4 separate regions of the Homo sapiens genome follow, and all the other regions are linked to region 2. The links are chromatin contacts, found by Hi-C or POLR2A ChIA-PET in ENCODE. All regions are on one chromosome and are shown on one strand. Each heading gives the region's core, a stretch centred on a gene start or an enhancer-like site at or near the end of the contact. The rest is flanking DNA. Distances are from core to core; before and after follow the strand shown. Region 1 holds the start of BLNK (B cell linker). Region 2 holds the start of ENTPD1 (ectonucleoside triphosphate diphosphohydrolase 1). Region 3 holds the start of DNTT (DNA nucleotidylexotransferase). Region 4 overlaps PIK3AP1 (phosphoinositide-3-kinase adaptor protein 1).

Region 1 (2,700 bases), core at 107-2,606, 520 kb after region 2:
CATTACCTTTTACCAAGCACCTCCTAGGCATAAGACCTGTATTCTACTGTGAAGGGTTGTCCCTCTGCCAATCCAGACTTTCTCTTAAATATTGTCTCAAAAGCTTCAATTCTCTGGCTCATTGTTATCTGTGATTACTTGTCTGCTACATGTGTCACATCACCCCCTGAACATTTGGCTAAGTTCTAATATGTAGTCAGAATAGAAAACACTCCCTGAACAGAGGGGAACATCACACACCGGGGCCTGTCAAGGTGGGGGACTAGGGGAGGGAGAGAATTAGGAGAAATACCTAATGTAGATGACAGGTCGATGGGTGCAGCAAACCACCATGGGATGTGTATACCTATGTAACAAACCTGCACCTTCTGCACATGTACCCCAGAACTTAAAAGTATAATAAAAAAAAAAAACTGTTAAAAAATGTGAAAAAAAAACTGCACTCCCAGAACTTTAAAAGTTCCAGTCTCTGAAAGCCATGATGCCATTACAATGAGACAAAAAGAAGACCTTCAAAAGCAAAATTTGGGGAAGTTGTCTTTTCCATAGCTCCTTGACTCACGCCCATGGGGCCGCTTCTGGTTTATTCTTTTTGAGAGGCTTGTTATGGATATTGTTACATTGACATGAGGGCATTGGAAAGACAGATCTAATCCCCCCAAACACACTTGTCATATACACCCACAAAATAAATGAGACAATAAAACAATGAATAACAAATGATTACAGCTATCCTTAAAATTAAATAGTAACCTGCAATAAAATGGGTGAGGACTCAGTTTAGAGAAACCCTTCCTTAGAAAAGTTGGTTGCATTCAGATTCTAAAAGTTGACCTTCAGTAGAATCTAAGCCCTTGGCATTTGTTTTATTATCTTTCCAGAGCTTTACACTTTATTGTAAGAGGCAGCTAAAGCAAGTCTCTCTTGTTCCTACACATTTCTTTAAGAACTCAGTTCACTTCCCTATAGCAAGTGCCACCCAATGCTTTCCCTAAAAGCTCAGTCCACTTCCCTATAGTAAGTGCCACCCACTGGAAACTAGCAAAGCATTCCAGGATTTCAGTATTTCTGAGATGCCATAAGAGCACTGGGGGGAAAAAAAGGAGATGAAGAAGGGTATTGGGTGGGGAAAATCTTACCTCAACTTCTGACTGGCGGGGACGGTTATTTTATTAAGCTTGTCCATTCTGTTTGGTAATTGTAAGAGACACGAATAACTGTCCAGTGGTCACGTCAGCAGTTCCTGGCCCTCCTAGGGAGCAGCATGGTAAGCCTCTGGTCTCAAGGGTTCCGGCCACTCAAGTCTGATTTCTGAGAGTGCAGGCTGCTGGCAAACACCCCTGCTCTAGGGAGAAGTAAAACTTGCCCGAGCACATAGTCAAGTTTCATGTTTCTACATAATCATGTGATCTGGATAGCCAGCCAGCTTGGTGATTACTCCACTTTGTGTAAACTTTAATAATGAAACCTATTGGGCAGGCAAATTTCTTTCCAGCTGCTTTCTTTTACAATCAGATTTGTAACCAGGTTAGGACAAGTTTCTGGCTGGTCACTACTTCCTGTTTGTCCCAAACACATATAGTCTGTTTCCAGCAGGTGCATGCTATAACTGGGAACTTCCTGGGCTCAAGGAAAAGCAGAGTAATCAAGTCCATCTGAACCTCTCTTGGAGACTTTCTGCTTATTTGCATAAAGTTATGGATAAGCTTTTTCTACTTATAGAACCATTATATAAAAATGGCATTTTTGTGCTTTTTCCTACCCCCCGATGCGGGCAATACGTTTAAAAATAAATATCAGGTTGTCAGTGGCATGGTGGTAACAGTTTACTCAGAGAATTAGAGTATCTCTTTTTCTGGAGCTCTATTTAAAATGGGATGGGCAATTCTCTGTTCATCTGGGGGTAGGGATGGATGACTCAGGAAAGGGGAGATGAACTCTATCGTCAGATGTGCAGCCTCCTTATTGCCTGATAGAGTCAGGAGTTACCTCGCCGATAGCCAGATGCTTTCAAACAAACCAGGATGTACCCAAAAGTCAGATGAGAACAAATCTAACAGTTTCACAACAATGCAATTCCTACATCAGGCCATTCTGAAGTCCTAAAAGCAGAATGCCATTCCCCTCCTTGCATTTGCCTCTTTCTGTCCTGTCCACCACTTGCTCATCACACCCAGTGACACGCCAGACACGAGGCCATCTCAAGGTCAGACAGGTGGGGTGAGGCTGGGAGGAGGGAGCCATACCTGTAGGGGCTGAACCTATTCAGAGAACTCTACTTCCCTCCTGGAAGACTTTATATTTCCTTCTGCCTAATCTGAAAAATGCTGATTTACCTGTTGTTTAAAGAGCAGCCCGCAGTCCAGGGTCAAGGAGGAAGAAAATGGGAGGGAAGTGACCTTTTGTACCTGGACACACTTTTCTGCAGCCATTGAGAATGCCCTGCTCACCCTTGTGGAATAAAGTACACGTTTCCAACATTTATCAAGGGAACCAGTCTTCTCCTGGGTCAGAATACACAGCAGGACAAAGTAAAGAGCTCTCAGTTACCTCTCCTGTTGCAGACCCAAGATCTGGCTGAAGACAGTGGGGAAAGAGGAGAAGACAGAAGAGGAGAAGGAGGTGGAGGAAGAGGAGGAGGAGGAGGAGGAAGAAGCGGAGGAGGAGGAGGAAGAAGAAGCGGAGGAGGAGGAGACAGAG
Region 2 (2,716 bases), core at 94-2,593:
AAAGTATAAAAAATGTATTGAGTATATACCATGTGGCACCGTGCAAAGTAACAGAGATGCCTAAACTAAAAGGTTATCCTTTGTCCTTATTAAAGTATGACTGAAAGCTCGCTGGAGAATATAGTTTCTACATAGAGTCAAAACAGTCCTTCGGGCTCACAAATTTAATGATTTATATGGTATAACTGGCTTTAGATACAAATTTACATGCCAGACAAGCAATGTAGAAAAATCAAGAACTAGGAAACAGGAAAACAGATCTACATTTCTGCTTTGCTGCAATTCATTCATTTTTTTCAACCATTCATCAAATATTTATTGAGAGCCCATGCTGTGAGAGAAACTGTATTAGGTGCTGGGGAACATGGTAGCAAATAAGAGAGACCATGTATGTGAGCATGAGCAGGTGGCTTAACCTCTCCACATCTCTAACCTCTTTTAGACTCAATGTCTGAGGTATCTTTCAGACCTGAAATGCTAAGGTTTGCAACAGCCTTGTGGAGGGAGAAGCTGCCAAGTCGCCTTGGGACTTGAGGACTTACCTTCCTTTCAAAGGATTAGCCCTTGTTTTGATTTCAAAATAATTTTGTTACACAGTTTAAAAATAATTTGGTCAGGCTCTCATCTACATTGGGGTAATCTTGACGGTCTGGATGTGGTAATTCATGCTCATTAGACTTCAAAGGTAGGAAGTCAAAGTTGGGAAATGGTGGATGACTTTCATCAATTCATAGCCAGGCAGCGGTTCCCATTGAGCAGCTCCTCTGTGGTTCCACCCAGCCTTCCAACCAATAACGCAGCGTCTCCTGCAGGAAACTCATCGCTTGGGTCACCTGTTGCTCTTTGCTCTAATGAGCCTTGAGAAAGGATTGCTGGTCATGGGACCAGAGGCTTTATGGGGAGGGAAGAACTGTTCTTGACTTTCAGTTTTTCGAGCGGGTTTCAAGGTAACAACTTTCTTATTATCTAGCTTCATAATTGCAGTAAGGAATAGCTTTTTTTGCTTGCAGCTGAGATGACTTTTTCAAGGGAGAAAAAGGGATTTCTATAACGAAGAGAGGGAGAGAGAGATGAAGAGGGAGGGAGTAAGGGAGAGAGGGAAGAAGGGAGAAAGAGAGAGAGATTTGAATATACATTGCTTCAAGGATGCAAAAAATTACAACCTGGAAAAGGCTTCGAGTAACTTTAGGAAAATGAGCTGCTGGACTCCTCAGTCAATCTGTCCTTTCTAGTCAATGAAAAAGACAGGGTTTGAGGTTCCTTCCGAAACGGGGCCGGCTAATTTAGCCCCTCCCACGAGCCCAAGGGTCTGTTATATCTCTGTTTCCTTGAGGACCTCTCTCACGGAGACGGACCACAGCAAGCAGAGGCTGGGGGGGGGAAAGACGAGGAAAGAGGAGGAAAACAAAAGCTGCTACTTATGGAAGATACAAAGGGTAAGACCAAAATTGATTTGATCTGAATCCTTAAGAAAAAAAAAATAGAAGGAAAAATAAAAGCCCAGACCAAAAAGCAAGTACTTGAAAGCTGGAGGCAAAAAGCCCTGAATGAACTTTCCCACCCTCTTCCTTCTGAGAGGAGGCAGAGAAAGAGCTTTGGGAAACTTTTTAGGAAGCAGAGTCCAGGGTTGCAGTCAAGGGTGGCTCTAGAGCAAGCTGGAGGGGCTCATGAATATTCATTATCAATTTGTATTCAGAGTTGGTTTTTTTAGAGGCAAATGACTTTTTCAGTCCCCTTGCAGTTTAAGAGGCAGCTGCCTCATCTGCAGTCCGGACTCATCTAGCCTCGGGTCTGTACCTCAGGGTGTTTGCTTGAAGATGCTGGGCTCTGCGTGTAGATTTGTTTTGTTCTCGAATTTCTTGCATGCTTTCCTGTTGTGAAATTAGCAAAGGCTTCTTTGCTGGGAACAAGACAGAGAAGTTAATGTGGCACAAGGCTGTCACAACAGGACCCCAGAGTATGTCTTTCAAAATGCTGAAAGTTTCTTGAGATATGTGGGGGAGTTTTATGTGGGGGACAGAGTGGGGGACGGGGACGGGTAGAGGGAGGAAATAGAATAATTCTATCTTAAAAGGGCAGGTCACATCTGACTACATTTAGATTTTGTCTAAAAACTACAAGAGCAGCCTGGTTTGCACAGATGGTGTGCAGTCTCTATCTTTTACCTCTTTTGGGCATTTTCTGCCAAGACGGAGAGCCAGCTGCTTGCCAGCGTGTGAGAGCCAGGAAGAATCTCTGCAGCAGTGAGGGAGTATAGGGTTGTAAACCTCCTTCTCCTCCTTCTTTATCATCTCTAACTTCTAACATTCCCACATGCTTATACCGTATAGAACATGGAAGAATAGCATGAGTAGCCAACATATTTCTTAATACTTACAATAATGATAGCTGTTAATGTTGACTAAGTCTTTATTCTGTGTTGGGAGCTATACCTAGCATATTACATGTGCTACTTACTTGTCACATGAACCTTACAAGTGCTATCATTGACATTCCCATTTTCCAGATGGCATAATTGAGGTACTGAGAGGATAACTTGCCTTGAGATCTCATAGTTAGTAAGGGCTGAGTGTGGATGGAGGTGGTCTGAGGCAGGGCTGGTGGGCTTTTCCACTCCCCAATACTGTTTCTCTGCTTTTTCTGGTGCCCTGACATTGTGGATTTCAGGTTTGCAAATCCTTGAAGCTACTGGGGAAGTGATACTGGTAAAATCTTA
Region 3 (2,700 bases), core at 151-2,650, 550 kb after region 2:
AGGCCGAGGTGGGCCGATCACCTGAGGTCAGGAGTTCAAGACCAGCCTGACCAACATGGTGAAACCCCATCTCTACTAAAAATACAAAAATTAGCCAGGCGTGGTGGCGTGCGCCTGTAATCCCAGCTATTCAGGAGGCTGAGGTAGCAGGATCGCTTGAACCCAGGAGGTGGAGGTTGCAGTGAGCTGAGATTGTGTCACTGCACTCTAGCCTGGGCAATAAGAGCGAAACTCCATCTCCAAAAAAAAAAAAAAGGACAAAGGGTGAGCAGAGCTCAGATTGGTTATTGGAGAAGACAATACAGAGGAAGGCTCCTTGGTGGTTAAGAGTAGTCTTTTAAAATCAGACAGATCTGAGTCCAAATCCTAGCTCAATCATTTCTCAGTTGTGAAAATTCAGTAGCTCTGTGACCTTGGGCAAATTGTTTAGCCAAATGAGAAAGGTAGGACCACCTGACAGTGGTATTGTGAGGATCCTGTCAGCTAAGGCTGGTAGGTGCTTGCCTTGGCCGTGTAGTAGCTGCTCAGGAAATGAGATCTATAGAGTGTATTGGTGAAAGACAAATTTAATTTTGCACATAAAGTTATGAAAATGTCTCCTTATGGCAGTGGTTATCATCTAAAAGTCATACCATCCCACTGAAGAAGACCTATTTTAGGGTTTATAACAGACTACTCTCTGGACAACCTTAATCCACTTAAAAAACTAATATATGCATACAGCATTTGGAATCCAAAGAACTGAATTCAAGATATGGCTTGGCCCCTTATTCTGTGATCTTGAATAACTGAGCCTTGGTTCTCTTGCTTATAAAATGTACCTATGTAAGTGAACAGGTGGTAATACCCACCATGAAATACTATGGAGCAGTTAGAAGCAACAGAGCAATTAGAATACGGATCTGGAAAACATAGTTCCAAGTGAAATAAAAAGGTGATTGGCAAAATGAGAAATGTAACAATGCCATTTATGTAAAGTCAAAACAACCACAAGCAGAATATAACACCCATGCAAATAACAGACATCCAGTACAGTGTAATGATTGTCTACAAAAGGAGGAGAATGCAAGTGAGTTGGGAGGTTTAAAGGGGATCAATAAATAAAGACCACAGAAGGGCCTCAGTACATTTAGAAATAAATAACATGCAAACAATGATGCTTCCCTACCTTCCTCACGAGGTTACTCTGAGGAGCTAATGAGATTGTGCGTATGAAAACAAAAGTTAATTGACTGTCTTCATTATGATCTCCATATTGGACAAATGAACTGAACAGAGATAAAAATTCCCCATCACACTTTGGCAGGAAGCTGTTGCCAGGGCAGCACCTGTGAAGCCCTGGCCTGGCTTCAGAGTCTGCTGGTGAGATGACATCAAAACCCTTCGTGTAGGAGGGTGGCAGTCTCCCTCCCTTCTGGAGACACCACCAGATGGGCCAGCCAGAGGCAGCAGCAGCCTCTTCCCATGGATCCACCACGAGCGTCCCACTTGAGCCCTCGGAAGAAGAGACCCCGGCAGACGGGTGCCTTGATGGCCTCCTCTCCTCAAGACATCAAATTTCAAGATTTGGTCGTCTTCATTTTGGAGAAGAAAATGGGAACCACCCGCAGAGCGTTCCTCATGGAGCTGGCCCGCAGGAAAGGGTTCAGGGTTGAAAATGAGCTCAGGTAGGACAGCATCGATCTTGCTTTGTAAATAAGCAGAGGCTTTGTGAACAGCTTCTTGGGAACCCAAGGAACCTGTGTTTTCTTCCACATGTGGAAGAGGTGATCTTCCCACTGGGAGAACAGCAGATTTGAAATCAAAGAACAACTAGTTAAGGAAAACGAGATAAGTGGGGACTGAATACAATTATATTGAAACTAGTTGACACCAAAAGATGAGATAAATTTTTTGTTTTTTGCTTTTCACTCCTATGAGATGTGTTATTTAGGGATGATAAGCAGAACACTAATTGGAAAATTTAATGCTGAACCACTCAATTCTATTCTTGACCAATTTGAACAAAGTATCACTGGGTTCAACAAAAAAGTTTTGGCTACTTTGATGCAGAAAGATGATTTGGTTGCTTGGTTCTTACCTATACATCTGGGCGTGCTAAGGCAGCTAGCATCTGTGGTGGGCGAGGATGACTAGCCAGCTTACCACAGGCACCCAGATGTGGCCTTGACCACATTTTTCCAAAGAGTGGTCCTAGTGGGGTTCTTAGAAAGAGAGATGCTAGGTAAAGATGTATTCACTGTTAAGACAGCTCTGTCCAGGGATGACAGACATCACACTGAGTGAGATGTAATCAGAGCCCAGGCAAGGAGGCGATAGAAGCATTTGGACCACCTAGATTGGTTCACTCACTAATCCACTCACCTTGAACAGCAATTATTCTTGTTGTTTTTCTAACTTCTGTGTAAGCTCTTCACTGATCTCAAATAGATGAAGAGAAAACAAGCAAAATCCAGAAACAAATGGTATTAGAACCTTGACATAAGTGATGGTTCTGGATTAAACTGTTAAGGGGCTTGCAATGAAGGAGTAATGATTTATGCAGTTGACCGCTTTGACTGTGCAAGAAATAAATTGACCACAAATTTTCAGGCAAAACTATAAAAATTTTATGTGAAAGGACATTTTGATTGTATAAATAGTCTTTGATATTTGAAAATAAAACTGACAAGCATGTCATGCAGAAGAAATGTCAGCTTC
Region 4 (2,747 bases), core at 224-2,723, 950 kb after region 2:
ACAGTGCTGGAGGCTGAAAGAAACCTTCCAAATTATCTGGTCCAACCCCATCATTTTACAGATGAAGAACTTGGAAAATAAACTGGCTGATCCAACACACTGAAGACTCCAATTAAAACATCTGCTTAATTTTAAGGTGGCTGACAAATTTGGAGAGTGGGGTGGGAAATAAAACCTCCAAAACATATTTTAGTAGTAATTTTGATCAAGGGGCTTATTAAATGAAGAAAGAGTAAAGATTGTGATCTCAGTAGCACCCCATCCCAACATCTAGAAACCTGAAAGATTAAAAACTGCCAGAGTGAACGCACCGAATCTATGAGCAGGGGCAAAGGAAGAGAACGCAGGAGCTCTACCCTGAAGTCTGATGGCCTAAGCACCAAATACTGGCCTAATTTTATATCTAACTGATGGGTGTCCAGGAGCTGCCCTGATGTGATGGTGCCTCCATTTCCGGAGAAGTGGAGATTAGAGAAAATACTTCCCATGCGACAGAGGTACATGACCATTGACCTGACAACAGAAAGGTGGCTTAGACCCCTTGTTTGTACTCAGTGGTACCTGGACCAGCAGCATCAGCATCACCTGTGAGCTTGTTAGAAATGCAGAATCTGGCTGGGTGCGGTGGCTCACGCCTGTAATCCCAACACTTTGTGAGGCTGAGGCAGGCAGATCACTTGAGGTCAGGAGTTCAAGACCAGCCTGGCCAACATGGTGAAACCCCATCACTACTAAAAATACAAAAATCAGCCAGGCATGGTGGTGCATGCCTGTAATTCCATCTACTTGGGAGGCTGAGGCAGGAGAATTGCTCGAACCCAGGGAGGCAGAGGTAGCAGTGAGCCGAGATTGCGCCACTGTATTCCAGCCTGGGTGACAGAGCGAGACTCTATCTCAAAAAGAAAAAAAAAAGAAAAAAGAAAAAAAAAGAAATGCAGGATCTTGGCCCCACCCAAGGAGTCAGTATATGCATATTTACAAGATCCCCAGGTCCTTCTGTGCACATTAAAATTTGAGAAGCATTGTTTAGCTAGCATAGCAGCAAAAGAAAGTATAATTGACTACCTGTAATCTAAGTTTCAAGAATAAAATAACCTCCTCTACTCTATTACCCACTCCACTCTCTTTGATCTTTAAGCTTTACTTTAAACTTTACATGGTCTAAAATTTAGCCTAAATTTTAAATGGGCTTAGTGAATATCTCATTAAATAGTCCTTTTTATCAAAAGGTATCTCAAAGTTAAGAAAAATAGACATATAGCCATGTAAATATTCTGGGACTTTTACCATTTTAAAGGGTTACATAAATTATAAAGTGAGGTATTTTTCATGCTATTTACTGCTGGGGTCTGAGTAGGAACATGACCAGTATTTCTTCAGTTGGGAGTCAAAAACCTCAGGTATACCAGGTGAAGGAGGAAAATTGAATTCAGAAGAGAAATGTGTTCCTGGTGAAAAGGGGAACTTCTTGTAAGGGAATGTTATGATCAAAAGGCTGTAAAGGTCACATGGCCCAACCCTGGCCCCAAAGCTAAATCCCTTTACAGCACGTCTGCAGTATCTACTCTCTTACTCCTGGAGATGTGGCACTTACCACCTTCAAAGGCAACCCATTCCACCTTCACACAGCTCTAATAATTAGGAAGTTTTTCCTAAAATTTGTCTCCCTGTAGTTTCAATAGCCCTACAATCAATAACTCCACAATTATTGTCTCTACTATTAATTCATCCCCATTATCAATTTTCCATTGCATTTCTTTTTTTTTTTTTTTTTTGAGACAGGGTGTCACTCTGTTGATCCCCAGGCTGGAATGCAGTGGCTCAGTCACAGCTCACTGCAGCCTCAACCTCCAAGGCTCAGGTGATCCTCCCACCTCAGCCTCCCAAGTAGCTAGGACAACAGGTACACACCACCATGCCCAGCTAATTTTTGTATTTTTTGTAGAGACAGGGTTTTGCCATGTTGTCCAGACAGGTCTCAAACTTCAAAGCAGAAATCCTTCTGCTCCAGCCTCCCAAAGTGCTGGGATTACAGGCATAAGCCACTATGCCCAGCCAGTTGTTTTTTTTTTTTTTTTTTTTTTTTTTTGAGATGGAGTCTTGATCTGTCACTCAGGCTGGAGTGCAGTGGTGCCATCTCGGCTCACTGCAAGCTCCGCCTCCCAGGTTCACGCCATTCTCCTGCCTCAGCCTCCCGAGTAGCTGGGACTACAGGCGCCCGCCACCTCGCCCGACTAATTTTTTGTATTTTTAGTAGAGACAGGGTTTCACCGTGTTAGCCAGGATGGTCTCAAACTCCTGACCTCGTGATCCGCCCGCCTCGGCCTCCCAAAGGGCTGGGATTACAGGCGTGAGCCACCGCTCCCGGCCATGCCCAGCCAATTTCTTATTGGGATTCTTTTTTTTAACAGAGAAAGTCAAAGAAACAAGTTTCATGTACTTATTTCTCATGGGACTGGGCAGCTGGTGTAGTAACGTATATGAAAATATTAGCTTTTGCTTTTATTTTGAGGTACCTTAGGAAAACCTCATGTATGCAAGAGGAGTATTTTTTAAAAAGATGGGTTATCACAAGTTATAGGGAATGTACCTAAGGACACAATTATCCCAGAAATGTAGTGTAGGGAGAGTACTGTCTTTAGATACTGTTCTAGCCCTAAGCTTCCTGGGAGTCAAAGCAGGTATGAAATGTGGCAAGAAGGTCATACTTCAAAAATATTTAAGATTTTCTGGCCTAGGTGAATCAC

Evidence for each region. A loop is a pair of places that touch in the nucleus more often than their neighbours do. ChIA-PET counts read pairs that join two places held with the same protein, here RNA polymerase II (POLR2A). Pooled maps may share reads with other maps.
Region 1: a loop to region 2 is called in a map of B cell, with 5 times the contacts of the local background. The contact joins the promoter of BLNK here to the promoter of ENTPD1 in region 2. A Hi-C loop is called at or near these places in 2 of 168 maps with a recorded cell type or tissue (B cell and OCI-LY7), 19 of 37 single-sample maps with no recorded cell type and 6 of 50 pooled maps. POLR2A ChIA-PET finds 5 or more read pairs at or near these places in 1 of 52 experiments (GM12878).
Region 3: POLR2A ChIA-PET joins it to region 2 with 16 read pairs in activated B cell. The contact joins the promoter of DNTT here to the promoter of ENTPD1 in region 2. A Hi-C loop is called at or near these places in 1 of 37 single-sample maps with no recorded cell type. POLR2A ChIA-PET finds 5 or more read pairs at or near these places in 2 of 52 experiments (WTC11 and activated B cell).
Region 4: a loop to region 2 is called in a pooled map, with 4 times the contacts of the local background. The contact joins the enhancer-like site here to the promoter of ENTPD1 in region 2. A Hi-C loop is called at or near these places in 1 of 37 single-sample maps with no recorded cell type and 3 of 50 pooled maps. POLR2A ChIA-PET finds 5 or more read pairs at or near these places in 1 of 52 experiments (GM12878).

The regions. Positions count from the first base shown.
Region 1 is chr10:96,270,213-96,272,912 of GRCh38, forward strand. It overlaps BLNK (B cell linker), which reads right to left and starts at 1,357. Exons shown (of 17, transcript NM_013314.4): 1 at 1,140-1,357. The coding sequence starts at 1,186. RefSeq lists enhancers at 103-222, 253-302, 2,412-2,511.
Region 2 is chr10:95,754,820-95,757,535 of GRCh38, forward strand. It overlaps ENTPD1 (ectonucleoside triphosphate diphosphohydrolase 1), which reads left to right and starts at 1,344. Exons shown (of 10, transcript NM_001776.6): 1 at 1,344-1,436. The coding sequence starts at 1,421. ENTPD1-AS1 (ENTPD1 antisense RNA 1) reads right to left here. Exons shown (of 6, transcript NR_038444.1): 6 at 1-1,895. RefSeq lists an enhancer at 905-1,204 and a silencer at 2,535-2,594.
Region 3 is chr10:96,303,034-96,305,733 of GRCh38, forward strand. It overlaps DNTT (DNA nucleotidylexotransferase), which reads left to right and starts at 1,401. Exons shown (of 11, transcript NM_004088.4): 1 at 1,401-1,667. The coding sequence starts at 1,465.
Region 4 is chr10:96,703,823-96,706,569 of GRCh38, forward strand. The region is part of intron 2 of PIK3AP1 (phosphoinositide-3-kinase adaptor protein 1); the gene reads right to left. Among named protein-coding and RNA genes, the nearest start is that of PIK3AP1, 15 kb to the right of the region's middle. Within about 2 kb of position 1,474, at least 3 of the 41 ENCODE cell types and tissues checked have a DNase peak (open chromatin) inside an H3K27ac peak, as active enhancers do.